Regions from separate parts of the Homo sapiens genome. Here region 2 is linked to region 1. A link is an interaction called in ENCODE POLR2A ChIA-PET data of the cell type or tissue named here. Cell type or tissue: PC-9. All regions are shown on one strand. Each heading gives the region's core, and the rest is flanking DNA. Links, peaks and the distances in the headings are about the cores only.

Evidence for each region. Peaks named below come from ENCODE experiments on the same cell type or tissue, not always from the same donor. Only the 100,000 strongest peaks of a DNase experiment are listed, where the experiment ranks them.
Region 2: POLR2A ChIA-PET joins it to region 1 with 22 read pairs; 8 of 35 experiments call an interaction of 5 or more read pairs at or near these places.

Annotation. Positions count from the first base shown.
Region 1 is chr9:34,077,815-34,080,719 of GRCh38, reverse strand. No RefSeq gene overlaps it. Among named protein-coding and RNA genes, the nearest start is that of UBAP2, 30 kb to the right of the region's middle. In PC-9, for the core only: no CTCF peak of the experiment used is centred there; a DNase peak (open chromatin) is centred at 1,359.
Region 2 is chr9:34,141,342-34,144,246 of GRCh38, reverse strand. No RefSeq gene overlaps it. Among named protein-coding and RNA genes, the nearest start is that of DCAF12, 16 kb to the right of the region's middle. RefSeq lists a silencer at 507-698. In PC-9, for the core only: no CTCF peak of the experiment used is centred there; no DNase peak of the experiment used is centred there.

The DNA of each region.
Region 1 (2,905 bases), core at 232-2,731:
AACTCCCAACCTCAGGTGATCCACCCACCTCAGCCTCCCAAAGTGCTGGGATTACAGGCGTGAGCCACCGCGCCCGGCTAATTTTTGTATTTTTAATAGAGACGGGGTTTCACCATATTGGCCAGACTGGTCTCGAACTCCTGACCTCATGATCCGCCTGCCTCGGCCTCCAAAGTGCTAGGATTACAGGCGTCAGCCAAGGCGCCTGGCCATTTTTTTTCTTTTTTTTCTAAACAGAGTCTCACTCTCGTCAGGCTGGAGTGCAGTGGCGCGATCTTGGCTCAGTCCAACCTCTGCCTCCCGGGTTCAAGCGATTCTCATCCCTCAGCCTCCCGAGTAGCTGAGTCTCTATGCCCGTGCCACCATGCCCAGCTAATTCTTGTATTTTTAGTAGAGACGGGATTTCACCAGCGTCTGGCCAGGATGGTCTCAATCTCTTGACCTCATGATCTGCCCACCTCAGCCTCTCAAAGTGCTGGGATTACAGGCGTGAGCCACCACACCCGGCCTTAATGTTTTTTTTTTTTTTAAACAGAGACAGGGTTTCGCCATGTTGCCAAGGCTGATCTCTCAAACTCTTGAGCTCAGATGATCCTCCTGCCTGCCTTGTCCTCCCAGAGTGCTGGGATTACAGGCGTGAGCCACCGTGCCCGGCCTAATTTTTGTATTTTTAATAGAGACAGGGTTTCACCATATTGGCCAGGCTGGTCTCGAACTCCTGACCTCATGATCCGCCTGTCTCGGTCTCCAAAGTGCTGGGATTACAGGCGTCAGCCAAGGCGCCTGGCCATTTTTTTTCTTTTTTTTCTAAACAGAGTCTCACTCTCATCAGGCTGGAGTGCAGTGGCGCAATCTCGGCTCACCCCAACCTCTGCCTCCCGGGTTCAAGCGATTCTCCTGCCTGAGCCTCCCGAGTAGCTGGGTCTACATGCCCATGCAACCATGCCCAGCTAATTTTTGTATTTTTAATAGAGACGGGATATCACCAGCATCTGGCCAGGATGGTCTCGATCTCTTGACCTCGTTATCCGCCCACTTCAGCCTCCCAAAGTGCTGGAATTACAGACCCGAGCCACTGCACCGAGCCTATCTCAACATTTTGAACTTGTACTCGAAGACATCCTTTCAAAGTGCAGGTTGTAGAGTTTTAGGATGCTTTCTCATCTTGAACAAGCCAAGAAAACGTACAGCTATCTTGGGTCTCCTTTGATAGCAGAAGATAATAAGAGATCTAGCTAAGACCTGAGATACCTAAACTTGCCTTGCTATGGAATCTGCCTTGCAGGCACCTGGGCAGACCTAGAGTTGCTAGCCAGGATGTCATAGGATTCTCAAAGATGATGGAGGTTGCGTGAGTCATCACAGATGATGTCAGCTTTGATGTTATTGTTCTGAGGCTATCAGTTTATTTAACTGGTGACTGTGGTCTTTATCAGGAACTCTTAGCCTATCAAATGGTATTTATGGTGTTGAAAAATTAGTATTATTTTTTGAGACACAGTCTCACTCTGTTGCCCAAACTGTACCTGGGCCTATTGTTTTGTGTTTGTTTGTTTGTTTGTTTTTTGTCGCTCAGGCTGGAGTGCAGTAGCACGATTTAGGCTCACTGCAACCTCCGCCTCTCTGGTTCAAGCAATTCTTCTGTCTCAGCCTCCCAAGTAGCTGGGACTACAGGCGCCTGCCACCATGCCCGGCTAATCTTTGTATTTTTTTTTTAGTAGAGACGGGGCTTCACCATATTGGTCAGGCTGGTCTTGAACTCCTCTAACTTCAGGTGATCCGCCCACCTTGGCCTCCTCCCAAAGTGCTGGGATTACAGGCGTGAGCCATCGCGCCTGGCCCCTGGCCCTAATTTTTTACTTTTTTATTTATATATATTTAAAAAAAATTTTTTTTTATTTTTTTTTCGAGACTTCCGTCACCCAGGTTGGAGTGCCGTGGTGCAATCTTGGCTCACTGCAACCTCCACCTCCCAAGTTCAAGCAATTCTTGTGCCTCGGCCGGGTGTGGTGGCTCACGCCTGTAATCCCGGCACTTTGGGAGGCCGAGGCGGGTGGATCACGAGGTCAGGAGATCGAGACCATCCTGGCTAACACGGTGAAACCCCCCGTCTCTACTAAAAATACAAAAAAGTAGCTGGGCATGGTGGTGGGCTCCTGTAGTCCCAGCTGCTCAGGAGGCTGAGGCAGGAGAATGGCATGAACCTGGGAGGCGGAGGTTGCAGTGAGCTGAGATCACGCCACTGCACTCCAGCCTGGGCGACAGAGCAAGACTCCGTCTCAAAAAAAAAAAAAAAAAATTCTCGTGCCTCAGCCTCCCGAGTAGCTGGGATTATAGGCGCGTGCCACCGCGTCTGGCTAATTTTTGTATTTTTAGTAGAGATGGGGTTTTACCATGTTGGCCAGGCTGGTTCAAACTTCTGAACTTAGGTGATCTGCCCACCTCGGCCTCCCAAAGTGCTGGGGTACAGGTGTGAGCCAGTGCGCCCGGCCTATATTTATTTAAAAAAAAAAAAATTGGGGGCCGGGTGTGGTGGCTCACGCCTGTAATCCCAGGACTTTGGGAGGCCAAGGTGGGCAGATCATGAGGTGAGGAGATCGAGACCATCCTGGCTAACACCGTGAAACCCTATCTCTACTAAAAATACAAAAAAATTAGCCAGGCGTGGTGACGGGCGCCTGTAATCCCAGCTATTCGGGAGGCTGAGGCAGGAGAATGGCATGAACCCAGGAGGCGGAGCTTGCATTGAGCTGAGATTGCACCACTGCACTCCAACCTGGGCGACAGAGCGAGACTCCATCTCAAAAAAAAAAAATTTTTTTTACTCAGGGTCTCTTGCTCTGTCACCCAGGCTGGAGTGCAGTGGCAGGATCATGGCTCACTTCACAGCTGACTTCAATCTGGA
Region 2 (2,905 bases), core at 266-2,765, 63 kb before region 1:
AGTGCTTTAGTTGGATGGGTTCCCTACTAGTCTATGAGCTCCTTAAGGACAGGGAGGAGGACCAGGTCACATCTCTGCCCACCCACCACACGTATCACACAGTAGGGCCTAAGAAATGATTGCTAAAGGAATGAATCTTTTTCACTTCTCTGACAATAAATTGGAAATATTAGAATGTTGGAAAGTTGAAAACTCCTAAGTACTGTATTTCAGTGTTCGTTTCTTTTTTTTTTTTTTTTTTTGAGACAGAGTCTTGCTCTGTCACCCAGGCTGGAGTGCAGTGGTGTGATCTTGGCTCACTGCAAGCTCTGCCTCACGGGTTCACGCCATTCTCCTGCCTCAGCCTCCCGAGTATCTGGGACTACAGGCGCCTGCCACCATGCCCGGCTAATTTTTTTTTTTGTATTTTTAGTAGAGATGGGGTTTCACCGTGCTAGCCAGGATGGTCTCGATCTCCTGACCTCGTAATCCGCCTGCCTCAGCCTCCCAAAGTGCTGGGATTACAGGCGTGAGCCACCGCGCCCGGCCCAGTGTTGGTTTCTTAAAAGCAAGGACCAACCGGGCACTGTGGCTCACGCCTGCAATCCTAGCACTTTGGTAGGCCGAGGCAGGTGGATTGACTGAACTCAGGAGTTCAAGACCACCCTGGGCAACATGGTGAAACCCTGTCTCTACTAAAATACAAAAAATTAGCTGGGCGTGGTGGTGGGGGCCTGTAGTCCCAGCTATTCAGGAGGCTGAGGCACAAGAATTGCTTGAGCTTGGGAGGCAGAGGTTGAGCCGAGATCACACCACTGCACTCTAGCATGGTCAACAGAGCGAGACTCAGCCTCCAAAAAAAAAAAAAAAAAAAAGCCAGAACCTTCTCTTACATAACCATATTTTTTTTTTACTGTGGTTTGCCAGATGTTTCCTTAAATGCCTGGAGAAAAGGAAATAAGGGAAGGAAAAAAGCAGTACAAAAGAAAAGAAAAATTTCCAGGTCTTTGCAGATTGGCTCTATGTTGAATCACTCCTTCTATGCTTAGCCATGCTGTTTGCAACTCTGTCTAAACCTCCACTTCTTGCTTGCACTGAGTCTAAAAATCAGGCAGAGGTGAAAACTCATGGTCTTCCCAGTTTTTCTCTAAGCATGTGTCCTTCTCTTGGCATGTGTGTGGCTTTCTAGATTCCCCTGTAAACATAGAAAACTTTCAAAGCTCTTATTCTCCCCCAAAATATCATTCTCTGGATTTTCCTCTCAGGCTTTCAACATGTCTGTTGTTTGATCTAGCTGTTTTTTTGATTGTTTGTTTTGCCCAGCCCATAGCAGTTCATTCATTTGTTCTTAATTGCTTTTAGGAAAAGTCTGTGTAGCTGCTCTATCCTAGCAGAGTTCCAAGTTAGTTACAACAAAGAGAAACCCTAGTTAGGTTCAAAAGACAAATCCTGGGCCGGCGCGGCGGCTCACACCTGTAATCCTAGTACTTTGGAAGGCCAAGGTGGGTGGATCACCTGAGGTCAAGAGTTTGAGACCAGCCTGGCCAACATGGTGAAACCCCCTCTCTACTAAAAATACAAAAATTATCTGGGCGTGGTGGCGGGCACCTGTAATTCCAGCTACTTGGGAGGCTGAGGCAGGAGAATGGCATGAACCCGGGAGGCAGAGGCTGCTATGAGCTGAGATCACACCATTGCACTCCAGCCTGGGTGAAAGAGCGAAACTCAGTCTCAAAAAAAAAAAAAAAAAAAAAAAAAAAAAAATCAAATCCTATTCCATAGGAACAAGGTCCACTCTGCTCTCTCTAGAACGAGGTATCTGAACAGGGAACACAAGCTGCTGGCTCTAAGATCACTGCTTCTCTAAGGAGGGGATGGGGCTAAGGTAAGCTAAAATACCACAAAAATCTTAGCTGCTTCAGTGGCCTTTCTCTTGGTTAAGCATTTGGTTGCTGTAAACTTTTCTTTTTCTTTTTTTTTTTTTTTTTGAGATGGAGTGTCACTCTGTCGCTCAGGCTGGAGTGCAGTGGCACAATCTTGGCTCACTGCAATCCCCTCCTTCCAGGTTCAAGCAATTCTCCTGCCCCAGCCTCCCAAGTAGCTGGGACTACAGGCGCACGCCACCACGCCCAGCTAATTTTTGTATTTTAAGTAGAGACAGCGTTTCACCATATTGGTCAGGCTGATCTTGAACTCCTGGTCTCAGGTGATCCACCCGCCTCAGTCTCCCAAAGTGCTGGGATTACAGGCATAAGCCATAGCACCCGGCCCGTTGCTGTAAACTTTTAACTGTCTCCTAGCATTCTGATAAGGTTGAATTCCAACAGGTTTTGCCAAGTTTTTCAGTGTTTCTGGGGAGAAATGGATCCCCTACTCTGCCATTTTCAATAATGCCACTTCTAACCTCCATGCCTTTTTATTATACTCAATTTCTATCTTTTTATGTTGTTCTCTCTTTTTTTTTTCTTTGAGGTGGAGTCTCCTCTGTCACCCAGGCTGGAGCGTAATGGTGTGATCTCGGGTCACTGCAACCTCCACCTCCCAGATTCAAGTGATTCTCCTGCCTCAGCCTCCTGAGCAGCTAGGATTACAGGCACCTGCCACCACACCAAGCTAATTTTTGTTTTTCGGTTTTTTTGAGATGGAGTCTCGCTCGGTTGCCTGGCCTGGAGTGCGGTGGTGCAATCTCGGCTCATTGCAGCATCCGCCTCCCCAGTTCAAGCTATTCTCCAGCCTTAGCCTCCTGAGTAGCTGGGATTACAGGCATGCGCCACTGTGTCTGGCTAATTTTTGTATTTTTTAGTAGAGATGGGGTTTCACCATGTTGTCCAGGCTGATCTCGAACTCCTGACCTCAGGTGATTCGCCCACCTCGGCCTCTCAAAGTGCTAGGATTACAAGCGTGAAACACTGTGCCTGGTCAATTT